Linked DNA regions of Homo sapiens: region 2 is linked to region 1. Evidence: chromatin contacts called from ENCODE Hi-C or POLR2A ChIA-PET data. All regions are on one chromosome and are shown on one strand. Each heading gives the region's core, a stretch centred on a gene start or an enhancer-like site at or near the end of the contact. The rest is flanking DNA. Distances are from core to core; before and after follow the strand shown. Region 1 holds the start of GM2A (ganglioside GM2 activator). Region 2 holds the start of FAM114A2 (family with sequence similarity 114 member A2).

What was found. Hi-C counts contacts between places; a loop is a spot of excess contacts on that map. ChIA-PET counts read pairs that join two places held with the same protein, here RNA polymerase II (POLR2A). Pooled maps may share reads with other maps.
Region 2: a pooled map shows a loop between it and region 1 (13-fold over the local background). The contact joins the promoter of FAM114A2 here to the promoter of GM2A in region 1. A Hi-C loop is called at or near these places in 1 of 37 single-sample maps with no recorded cell type and 7 of 50 pooled maps. POLR2A ChIA-PET finds 5 or more read pairs at or near these places in 1 of 52 experiments (GM10248).

Annotation. Positions count from the first base shown.
Region 1 is chr5:151,250,757-151,256,596 of GRCh38, reverse strand. It overlaps GM2A (ganglioside GM2 activator), which reads right to left and starts at 3,412. Exons shown (of 4, transcript NM_000405.5): 1 at 3,300-3,412. The coding sequence starts at 3,380. It overlaps LOC124901115 (a long non-coding RNA gene), which reads left to right and starts at 5,412. Exons shown (of 3, transcript XR_007059003.1): 1 at 5,412-5,623. RefSeq lists an enhancer at 208-347 and a silencer at 3,452-3,801.
Region 2 is chr5:154,036,598-154,042,437 of GRCh38, reverse strand. FAM114A2 (family with sequence similarity 114 member A2) reads left to right here and starts at 3,528. Exons shown (of 14, transcript NM_018691.4): 1 at 3,528-3,581. MFAP3 (microfibril associated protein 3) reads right to left here and starts at 3,471. Exons shown (of 3, transcript NM_005927.5): 1 at 3,427-3,471.

The DNA.
Region 1 (5,840 bases), core at 2,163-4,662:
TCTCACTCTGTCATCCAGGCTGGAGTGCAGCAGCGTGATCTCAGCTCACTGCAACCTCTGCCTCCTAGGTTCAAGTGATTTCTCCTGCCTCAGCCTCCCAAGTAGCTGGGACTACAGGTGTACGCCACCATGCCTGGCTAATTTTTGTATTTTTAGTATGGACAGGGTTTCACCATGTTGGCCAGGTTCAGGTTGGTCTCAAACTCCTGGCCTCAAGTGATTTGCCTGCCTTGGTCTCCCACAGTGCTGGATTATAGGGGTGAACCACCACGCCCTGCTGCAACTATTCTATAAACCTAAAATTATTCCAAATTTTTTTTTAGGAAAAAAGCACATAGCCCAGTACATAGCACATAGTATGGGTACAACAAATGACAGCCACTATACAGCACTATAGAGTCTATTAAGCACCTACTATATGACTAGCATGGGGCTAGATATCCTCCCCTGTTATCTAACACCCATCACAGCCTGTAGTCACAAGATCAGTTATGCTAGAAGAGGAACTGAAATTCAGGTTTCCTGATGTTCATTCACTGTCACCCCCCACCCCCATCTTTATCTGGCCCAGGGACTCAAGGTCAGGGCTCTGAATCACATGAGCCCCAAGAAGATGTAGGTGCTGTGTGATTTTGAGTGACCTTTATAATGTCTCAGGGCCTCTTCAAAACTGCCAATCTAAGACCTAGTCTGAGATGGCATCCATACCCACAGCATATACAACAAGTTTGTAGGGTGAGCTAGCAGCCTCTAGCCAGACTCCACCTCATAGCGGCCAGCCCTGGAGCCAAGAGAAGCATTCTCAGCCAACATTCAGGAACAAGGTATAAATTCTCCAGGCAAATGAAGTCAAAAGGTCCACGTTCCTTCATTCAACAAGCAAAACAGACTTTCTGCCTCGGGGGCAGAGTGAGGCCAAGCCCACAGATTTATATGGCTTTATTTGTTTCTGATTTTAGAAATTTTCCATCAATGAATGCATTTCCCTTCACCGACAACTCCCCGAGATGCACGTTGGCACCATCACACCCATCTTACAGATGAGGAGAACAAGACTCAGGAAATCCATGGATTGAGACAGGGGAATGATCAGAAGCCAAGCCTCCCTGCTTTCAGTATCACCCGCTTTCCCCTACACAGCACTGTTCCTCACTCTCAAACACTTCCAAGATGGTAGAAGGGAGGGGATCAGGGTTGGACCTATCCCTTTGCTACCAGAAATGTGTGATGTCTTGACCACAGCTAGCAGCCAAGAGGCAATGGAATCGGGTTTTTGTTTTTGGGGTTTTTTTGTGAGATAGGGTCTCACTCTGTCACCCAGGCTGGAATGCAGTGGTGCAATCTCAGCTGTAGCCATGACCTCCCAGGTTCAGGCGTAGCTGGGCCTCTCACCTTAGCCTCTCAAGTAGCTGGGAATACTGGCGCACACCACCACGCCCAGCTAATTTTTGTATTTTTGCAGAGATGGGGCTTCACCATGTTGCCCAGGCTGGTCTTGAACTCCTGAGCTCAAGCAATCTGTCCACCTCAGCCTCCCAAAGTCCTGGGATTACAGGTGTGCACCACCGCACCTGGTCTTGGGTTTTTTTTAAATTGACAAACCATAGTTGTATACATTTATGGGGTACACTGCAATGTGAAATGTATTCTCTTAGTTGTTTTGAAATGCACACAGTTCCTGACTTACAATGGTTTGACATACCATTTTTCAACTTTACAATCGTGCCTAAGTGATAAATATTCAGTAGAAACTGTACTTTTAGTATCCATACTGTTTTTCACTTTCAGTACAGTCTTCAGTAAATCACATGAGACATTCAACACTTTATTATGAAATAGGCTTTGTGTTAGATGATATTGCCCAACTGTAGGCTAATGTAAATGTTCTGGGCATGTTTAAGGTAGGCTAGGCATGTTTAAGGTAGGCTAGGCTATGATTCTCAGGTTAGCTGTATTAAATGCATTTTCAACTTATGATGGGTTTATCAGAACATAACCTCATGGAAAGTTAAGGAGCTTCTGTATATAATACATTACTGACGATAGTCACCCTGGTGTGCAATAAATCTCAAAGCCTATTCCTTAGCAGAACTTGGTGGCCCACACCTGCAGTCCCAGCTACTCAGGAGACTGAGGTGGGAGGACTGCTTGAGCCCAGGAGTTTAAGGCTGCAGTGAGCTACAATCGCCCCACTGCACTCCAGCCTGGGTGACAGAGTGAGACCCCACCTCTACTCTCAACTTCTGTAAGTTCAACTTGGTTAGAATCCGCATATAAATGAGATAATAAAACAGAACTACCATATGAGCCATTATCCCACTTCTGGGTATATATCCAAAGGAACTGAAATCAACATTTCGAAGGGCTATCTGCACTCCCATATTCATTGCAGCATTACTCACAATAGCTAAGATATGGAAATAACCTAAGTGTCCATCAACAGACACTTGATGGATAAAGAAATTATCCATCAACAGACACTTGATGAAGAAATTATCCATCAAATTGAATGCATAAAGAAAATGTGGCATATATACACAACAGAATACTATTCAGCCTTTAAAAGGGGGAACATCTTGTCATTTGCAACAACATAGATTGAATCTGAAAGACATTGGGCTAGCTGCAATAAGCCAGGAACGAGGCTTTTTCAGGTGAAGGGATTACAGAACTTCCCTTTCCCAGGGATCTGCAGCACGGTGTGAATGAGAAGTGAAGGAAGAAGCGGTGTCAATGAGAAGTGAAGGAGGAAGCTTGGAGGGTACGGGGACTGTTGTCTCAGTGGCTCATAACCAAGGGCAGCGGGGTCACAGGCCTGGGTATTTGTCACCAGATGGGCAAATCTGGATCCTCTGGCCTGGAAAAGCTCTCAAACCCTCCCAACTCTCAGGAAGACCTCAGGGCATTCGAGCAGGGGAAGAGATGAGGCAGCAGGCCTTATCATGGGGGACATAAGGAGTGGGGGTCAGGAGTAAGGTGCAGGGTTAACAGGACTGAATCTCTGGGGGCAATGCCTTAGTTTTAAGGCTGTCTGCATTTTCACTCCGGCGCTTGGAGGGAGGGCAGGAGAGTGCAGACGTGAGATTAATCTCTCCAAAAAGGGCCTGGAGCAGAACAAGTCTTTAGAGGCCACCCTCATTGTACAGACCAGAATCCCATAATTAGTTACTTTGGAAGGCTCTAGTGCAGAGAACCAATTCTAGAGAACGGAGTGGCCACCCCCATATCTCAGCCAGACCCGCACACCCGTAGCTGGGCCAGGAGGCTGCAAACAGACTCTTAAAAGAGGGTGCACTCACCTTTTTCAGGTGGGCTTGCGCAGGGGCCGCGAGAAGCAAGCCCAGGGCGATCAGGAGGGGAGCCTGCATCAGGGACTGCATCGGGAAGGGTGGGTCAGGGCGGAGTTAACTGCAAGGTCTGTGGCGGCAGAGGTGCCTTTAAATGCCTTCCAGTATTGGTTACGCAAAGAAGCTGAGTCCAGTCACTGGCAGGTTCGCCCTGCCCCGTCCCGGCCAGAGACTTCCCGGCCGAGAATTGGACCGATTCCTCCCGGCTCCGCCCCCTCGCTCTTTTCATTGGAGCCTGTCTCTCTAGCGTAGGTGTCAAGGCCTTCCCTCTCTGGGGCGTAGGCGGAGTTGGAAGAGAAAGGGGCGGAACTGAGCGCGGCGGGGCTGAAGGCGGCTGGAACGGAAGGGAGCTTAGCACGAGGTTGGGGCGGGATCACGAGGGCGGGGCGGAGCTGCGCGCGCGGGAGGGGCGGGGGCGTGGCGCGAGGAGGGGCCGAGCGGAGTCGGGGGCGGGGCGGAGCAGAGCTCCTGGGAAGGGCGGGGCCGGGCAGGGGATGGGGCGGAGCTGTGGTTTGTGAACTCGTGCCGGGGCCGTCACCTTTGGAAGGACCTTTGGGAAACCGCGGATTCAGTGTTTTCATCCCCAAGTCCTTCCGGACAAAAATGTCAGACTCTCTGCCATGTTACGCTTCCCCATATGTGTGTCTTTTTTTTTTTTTTTTTTGCTTTGAGACGGACTCTCGCTCTGTCGCCCGAGCTGGAGTGCAGTGGCGCGATCTCGGCTCACTGCAACCTCTGCCTCCCAGGTTCAAGCGATTCTTCCGCCTCAGCCTCTCGACTAGCTGGGACTACAGGCACGCGCCACACGCCCAGCTAATTTTTGTGTTTTTAGTAGAAACGGGGTTTCACCGTGTTGTCCAGGACGGTCTTGATCTCTTGACTTCACGAATCCGTATCTTTTTAATAATTATAACCGTTATAAAAACTAACATTTAGTAACTGCTTGAAAGCATGCTAAGGACGCACAAGGGAATGCTTTTTTTTTTTCTTCCCCAATTTTAGCACTGAGGAAACTGATACACAGTGAGGTTAGCTCTGCCAAGGTCGCACAGCTAGGAAGGAATAGAGCAAGACTTCTTTTTAGACACCCCATCAGCCAAGATTTTGTCAGGTTAATATACTAGTTGGAGATTTGCTTTTAGAAAAAACAGGGATGTTGTTACCAATACCGCCAATTTACCACAGGATTGTAAACTACACAAGGGGTGGCATCATGATGCAGGCACTCATTTATACCCAGTGCCTGATGCATAATAGACAATCTGTTGAGTACATGAATGCATGTGTAGAATTTAAAACTCACCTGATCATCTTTTTTAAAGTAAACTTTTTATTTTGGTTTACAGAAAAGTTGCAAAAATACTACAAAGTTCTGTTCGTTTCCTCTATTGTTGATAAGACACCCGTGGCCTGGCCGGGGGTTCAGACTGCAGACCCAGAGCTTGTGCTTGTGCATAACTGGGGGGCACTGCCAGCGACAAGGAGGTGGCAAAAGAATAAAAAATTAAAAAATTTTTTTTAAATCTGAGGGCATGACATTGGTACACTATTATTAACTAAGCTCCATACTTTACATAATGATCCTCCCATTCTGATCAACTCTTCCCTTTCACCTAGCCCAACTGAGGTAGGAGAATAGAGTCTGCAGGCAGGGAACCTAAGGCCATTTCACGCTGACTTCCTAGAACTAAATCGAAAGGAAAACCCTAACTTTCCACACCTAAGTAACAAGAGGACCAGAGGCTACTCTCTTTACAACCCCCCACCTTTTCTGTGCAGCAGATGGGAAATTGAAAGTACATTTCGATTTCTATGCTACATTTCAGTTTATATGTTAAAATTGCATAGAAGTGCAACTTTGTAACTTCACTTCAGCCTGATTGGTTGCTTTCCACAACCAATCAGATGTTTGCACAGGAGCATGACCTTTGTAACTTCACTTCGGCCTCTGATTAACCAGTCAGACTGATTGCGGGCCACCACTTCATTTACATGAGGTGAGCACCAAGTGGCCAATGGGAAACCTCTAGGGGGTATTTGGACCCAAGAAGATTCTGTATCTGGGCCCTTGAGCTGCTGCTTGGCCCGCTCCCACACTGTTGAGTGTACTTTCATTTTTAATAAACCCTTGCTTTTGTTCTTTCATTGCTCCATTTTTCCCTTGCTTTTCTGTGTGTTTTCTCCAATTCTTTGTTCAAAAACGCCAAGAACCTAGACAACTTTCAGTCAAAACCCTCTACTGGTAACATATTTTGGCAAGCCAGCCAGGAGAGAAGGTAGGCCCAAAGCTTGGGATTTATTTTTCTCCATTTCCCTTTTAATGCAGGGGAATTTTTCTCTCCCTCTCTCTTTTCCTTTCCAACTCGGAACCCAACTCGGTGGACAGCGCCTAAGCACAGAGGAAATTGTAAGTTTCTGGCCAGGGCCACTCTCTGGTGAGACTGAAAGGCTTCCGTGTCGAAGCACTTGACCGCCACTGCCTGGTCACTGAGA
Region 2 (5,840 bases), core at 2,279-4,778, 2.8 Mb before region 1:
ACTAGCATTTGGTCAGTCTGAGCTCAAACTTCAACATATCTTCTGGCACCTGGAGAAACATCGTCTGTATTTATCAGAGCTTTGCTTTAAACCCAGGATTATTTCAGTTATACCCATAACTTATATCCTTTTTGCCATAGGTATATTTGCTGAATAGCTACTGGATGCAAATGACAAAAACATCAATGAAACAGGCTTAGATTTATGATCTTCCCAGGCCATTTTTCCCCCTCTATAGTCTGAAACATCTCTATTTGAAACTCAGTCTAGTTAAAACAGAACTCCTCTTACCCTCAGATCTACTTGTTCAGCTTATGAACAGCTTAGATAATAGCCAGACAATTCTTCCAGTTTTGCAGTATCAAAATTGTAAGACAATCATGGCTCAGTGGTTAGGAGAATGGGCTCTAGAGTTAAGGTGCCTGATCCTACCCCTGGGTGAAGCCATAGGCTTGCAAGGCCTTAGTTTTCACATTTATTAAATAAAATAATATTAACAGTAACTGCATCATAGGGTAGTTTTGAGGATAAGATGAACTAATGTGGGTAAATTATAAATATATGCTATTGTTATTATTCCACCTCCTACACATTTTTCAATTAAGTCCTGTTGTCTCTGTCCTAACTCATATCCTTTTATCTCACCTGGGTATACCACACTATCCCCTTAATTTCAGAATGGATCTCCTTAACTCCTTTTACCTCTATGATGTATCCAAACACTGTGACACTCAGAATTGGTCCTAAACACAAATCTGAGCAATTCAGGGTAATTTTACAATCTACTGGTGATTTCTCACTGCCCATGAGATAAGCTTAAAATTCCAATTTGGCATTGTAATTCTCCAAGAATAGATTCAGGCAGCAGAACAGAAAGTCATGAGAAGCCCAGAGGTGCCTCTATGTACGATAATTGCTTGCAGGAGGAATGAATGGATTTAAACATTAAGTCTGGTCTTTAGTTTTACCTCTATCACAAATTAGCTATGATGTGCTCCAGTGGTTTTAGTTTCCTCACCTAGAGGCTGATTATCATTATCATTCGTTTCTTTGCTTAAATCCTATAATCTACCCAGCTTTCCTGCCATGGCTGAAAGCCTAAACTACGCTTGTTTTACTTTATTCTCTCTAAATAACTTTTCACCTTACTAGTTGTTCCTTTTGCTTAAAAATCTTTCTGCCCCTTCCCGTCAATATCTTTCTGGGGGAAACTGTACCCTCTCTATAATATTCAACTCTAATTTCATCTTATTCAGGAAACCCTCTCATGCCCACCCTCTTGTCAGATGAGTTTTTTTTTTTTTTGCTCTGTCAGTCCCCTAGCACATTAAGAGTACGCCATTATAAGACTTATCAGTTTTCCTCTTAGCAGTTAGTTATCCGTTCAAAAGACTGTAAGCTTATGAATGATAGAGTCTAAAAACCTTCTGTCCTTAGCACAGGGCCACTGCCTGTGGCAAGTGCTCAAAATTTTGAGTTCAGACACTCATCGACTTGGTAGTGTGAAAGGTGTCTGCTACAAACTTATTAACTTTCCAGAGCTTCAGGCTCTGGAAACTATTGATGGAGAGAGGTGAAGATAAGAAAGACACCTATCTTGAGTTTTAGTAGGCAGAACACTCTAGAGAATCATTTGACTGGTTTTCTCACTCTGTAATTTTCAGACCATTTATATCAAATTAATTTGTGGTGCTTGTTAAAGATGCAGATTTCTTGACCCCACAGACTTATTGAATTGGGATCTCTAGGGGATGCCTGGGCATCTGCATTTTTAATGTGCATATAGGTTTATTGATTTACAAATCAAACTCATATTTCTTTTACTGGCATGACAATCACCGTAATTCAGTGTAATTCTCAAAAGTGTGGTGCAGGAACTCCTGGGTGTCCCTGACACTGTTTCAAAACAATTTACATAATATTAGGACATATCCCTTTTTCACTCACATTCTCACACAATATGGCACAATTTTCTAAAAGTTACATGATGATTGATATTGTAAGAGAATGAAGGTAGAAGTTACGAAAATCTAGCTGTCTTTTATTCAGCCAGACATTAAAGAGATTTGTAACAATGTAAAACAATGCCATTCTCAATAATTTTTCATTTTGGAAAATATCCTTTACAGAAATGCTATCTATGTTAACATATAATGAGTTTATTTTAAAATGAATAACCTTTGTTGAAAGTTGTTTTCTAAAATAGTAAATATTGATAGCTATTATAAACAAAAACCCTTTGAAGTTCTCAATACATTTTAAAAGTATAAAGAAATTCTAAGATCAAAAAGTTTGAGAACTGCTGCTATAATTATCAGCAGCATTTAAAAAATAAGTGGCTTCCCAAGATTCCATACTTTAGCCCCAAATTCTATGCATTTTCCATTACAACAGAAAATCAGAGGAAATGATCCATTTTATATTTAAGCAGGGGTTTTTTTGTTGTTGTTTTTTGGAATTTTAACAAGCTTCCAGGTGATATTGATGAACCTAAATTTAGAGAACCACTGTCAAAAGCAAAGGAAAATATCTGAAGAGTTTTAGAAGTGACAATTACTCTTATCTGGGAATTAAGATGATAATTCCGAGGGCATTAAATGGAGTTGGAAAACATGAGTTCTTAAAGGCTAAGTCCCTTCACCTCTCTGGGATTCAGTTTTTCTTATCTGTACAATAAGATTGATTTTAATATTTTACTAGCTCTGTCAGTCTGGATTTCATGCATTTTCACTGCTCGAGGGCAACAGAAGAGTTGCATCTTTCTGATGAGGTCCCAGGAGTAATCTTAGAGTCATAAATCAGATCATGTCATTCATCTGCTTAGAAACCTTCAATGGTTTTCCACTGGATTCCAAACAAAAATCAAACTCTTTATCCTTGCTCATAAGCCTTACAAGATTTGGGCTCAAGTCCCTGGCCTCATCTCTCTCCATTCTCACCTTGCTCCTTTTGCTCTAGCCAGTGGCCTTTGTCTTTTCCTTGACTTTGCTAAGTTTGTTCCCACTATATGGCCTTTGCACGCGCTATTCTCTCTGCCTGGAATGCTCTATTCCAGATTTTCATACGGCTTATTACTCTCCCACTTCGTTCCATCACATTATCCAGTCTAAATTTCTTTACAGCACTTACTACCACCTTAGATAATCCCGTTTGTTGACTTGTTTATAATCTGCTTTTCGCACTGCTTGAGAGCAGGGCCCTTCCGTTCGTTGACTGATGTGTCCCTGGAGCCCAGGGCAGTGCCTGGCAGGTATCTGGCTCTCAGTAAGTGTTCGATGACCGAACTCCCACACCCAGGCCAGACTTTCAAAAGAATGGCAAACATTTTCGCCTCCTGCACTCCCGACCCCAAGCCACAGGCTACGACTCACGCCTCGGCGCTCCTAGTAGTCCCCTCGCAGCGACCCCAACCAAGCCGTCACCTACCCGACCGCCGTCTAGCTCCTTCCGGCCTCAGCGGCGGCTTAACTCGGAAGTTTTCTCGGACACACCGGCACGCCTCTGCGCTGAAGGAGCACTTCCGGGGCAGTAGGAACGCCGAGTCGGCTGCCGTGGCTGTGCTGAGGGTGGCGGCCGGATAGGTGCGGAGCTTCCTGAACGAGGCAGGAGGGGTGCGAGGTTCAGGGGCAGGGCCCGGGCAGCCGAAGTCGTTAGGGAGGCGGTGACCTGACGGTGGGCGGCGGACATCTCGCGGCAGGGTCGAGGGCTGTGAAAGCGGTTTAGTGATTGAAGCGCTACGTTTGTGTGAGGAATTCTTGTCGTTGTCAGCGCCTGAGAACTTAGTTGGGAGCGGACGTTTACGTCGAATCTCTCGTTTGGGACCCCATTCTTGAATGTGGGAAGAAGTGAGAGCGCATGTTTGCTCATCTAGAGACAGCCGTATTAATAACGATAGGATACAAACCATCACCCCACCAAGTGATAGCAGCTGTTAACCTGTGGGCGGTTACGTGCCGGTCACTGTTCCAAGCCCCTCACATATCGCGTCACTGAATCTTTATAGGGACCCAGAACTCCATTTGACAGATGAGGAAACGGAGAGGCAGACAGGTGACCTGACTTCCCCACAATCGCTGCAGGACAGGAAGAAAGTAAACTCCAGAGCCCGTGCTCTTAGCTACTAAGCTGTACTGCTCTTCATTTTGGTAAATGGGGCGGGTGGAGTGTATATATACGTAATATATATGTGTGTGTGTAAGCGTATGCGTTTTTATTTCTTAAAAATATGGCTCAGCCGTATTTATTTACAGTTATTGGAATCTTTCTCCTCCAACTGAGAAAATAACTGGAGGAGAAACTACAATTATTTCTACACGCTTACTACACAATGCCTGGAAGACTTACAAAAACACTAAATAGTGCAGTTCCACGTACTTGGTGTTTATTCCTTTTTTTTTTTTAACCTTTCTCCTAGATTATGAATGAGTTGAGGAAAGAGATGGTACAGTCATTCTAATAACGATAGTAATGATAATATAAACAACCATCACCATAAAAAATTCTCTTCTGGCTTAGCTCAAATATCTGGCACAAATGAAAGAATAGAGATAACCAGTGTTTAATATTTTAGTAAAGGGACTGTTTTGGCAGGGCATGGTGGCTCACGCCTGTAATTTTAGCACTTTGGGAGGCTGAGGCAGGGGAAGATTGCTTGAGGCCAGGCCTAGGGTTCAAGACCAACCTGGCCAACATAGCGAGACCCTGTCTTTAAAAATATATTTTGGAGTATGTCCTTCCAGTCTTTCATGGAATTATATGAATTTATGTAATATGTATATTATATATTCTACATATAGTATACTGTATATATTTATGATGATGATAATGATGCGTTGCAACCTGGAGAGAGCATAAGGAAAAGATAGGAAACATTTATTCATATACACAAAACATTAATTGAACTTTGTGCAAAAACTGTCTCGTCTTTCCTATTAGATAGGCCCTTGGAGTGAATGGCTTACATTAGTTCTCTATCTCCACAGGTACTGTGGTACTACTTGGTACGTAGTAGGTACTCAAAAAATGTTTGCGAGTGAATGAATGGCTACTTCTAAGTTGGTTTGTATGTCAGTGAGTAGTTGTATCTGGATTTTTTCTCTATGTGTTTTGGAAATGTGTAATGTGTTTATATTATATGCCCATATATTCTGAACTCCATAGTGTTGTCTTAATCTACCTTTCTAGCTTCATGCCTTCCCATTGTTCTTCTCTCTGCCATGGTAACTACTCCCTACTGTAACTGTCCATGTTCCATACTGTCAGACCTCAGGCCTTTGGCTGTACCCTCATGTTATTTCCATATCCTTGAATCCTGTCATTGGCATCATCATCTGTCAAAATCATAAGCTTCTTTTAAGGCAGGTGTTGCCAACTCAGATGCCTACAGAGGTTAATCAGGTAGCATAATTTGAGTGAAGTGGATTTGCGTGGGGGATTGTAGGGAGCTGGAGAGCAACTGCCCTAGCTAAAAGGGCCCAGCGGCTATTTAGCACAAGCTAGTTATTACAGAGTTGAATGTGGGCCCGGTGTTGCTAGATCTTTTAATTTTACAAGTTAGAAGTTGGAAGCCTATATTTTTATATGAAGTCTGATTTTTAAATGTTGGCATCTAGTTTTTGCAAAGGTTAAATACTGTGCAGGCCAAATAAAAACATCTGTAGGCTGGATTTGGCACTTAAATTCCCAGTTTGTGACCACTACTCTAGGCTTATTTCAGGTACTTTGTTCATGAATTACGTTGTCTGATTCTAATGGAGTTCTGTTTTTTTTCAGCATTTTGTGTGTTGGATGGTCTGGCAGGGATGTTTCAGCATTTTGTGTGTTGGACTGAATGCAGCACC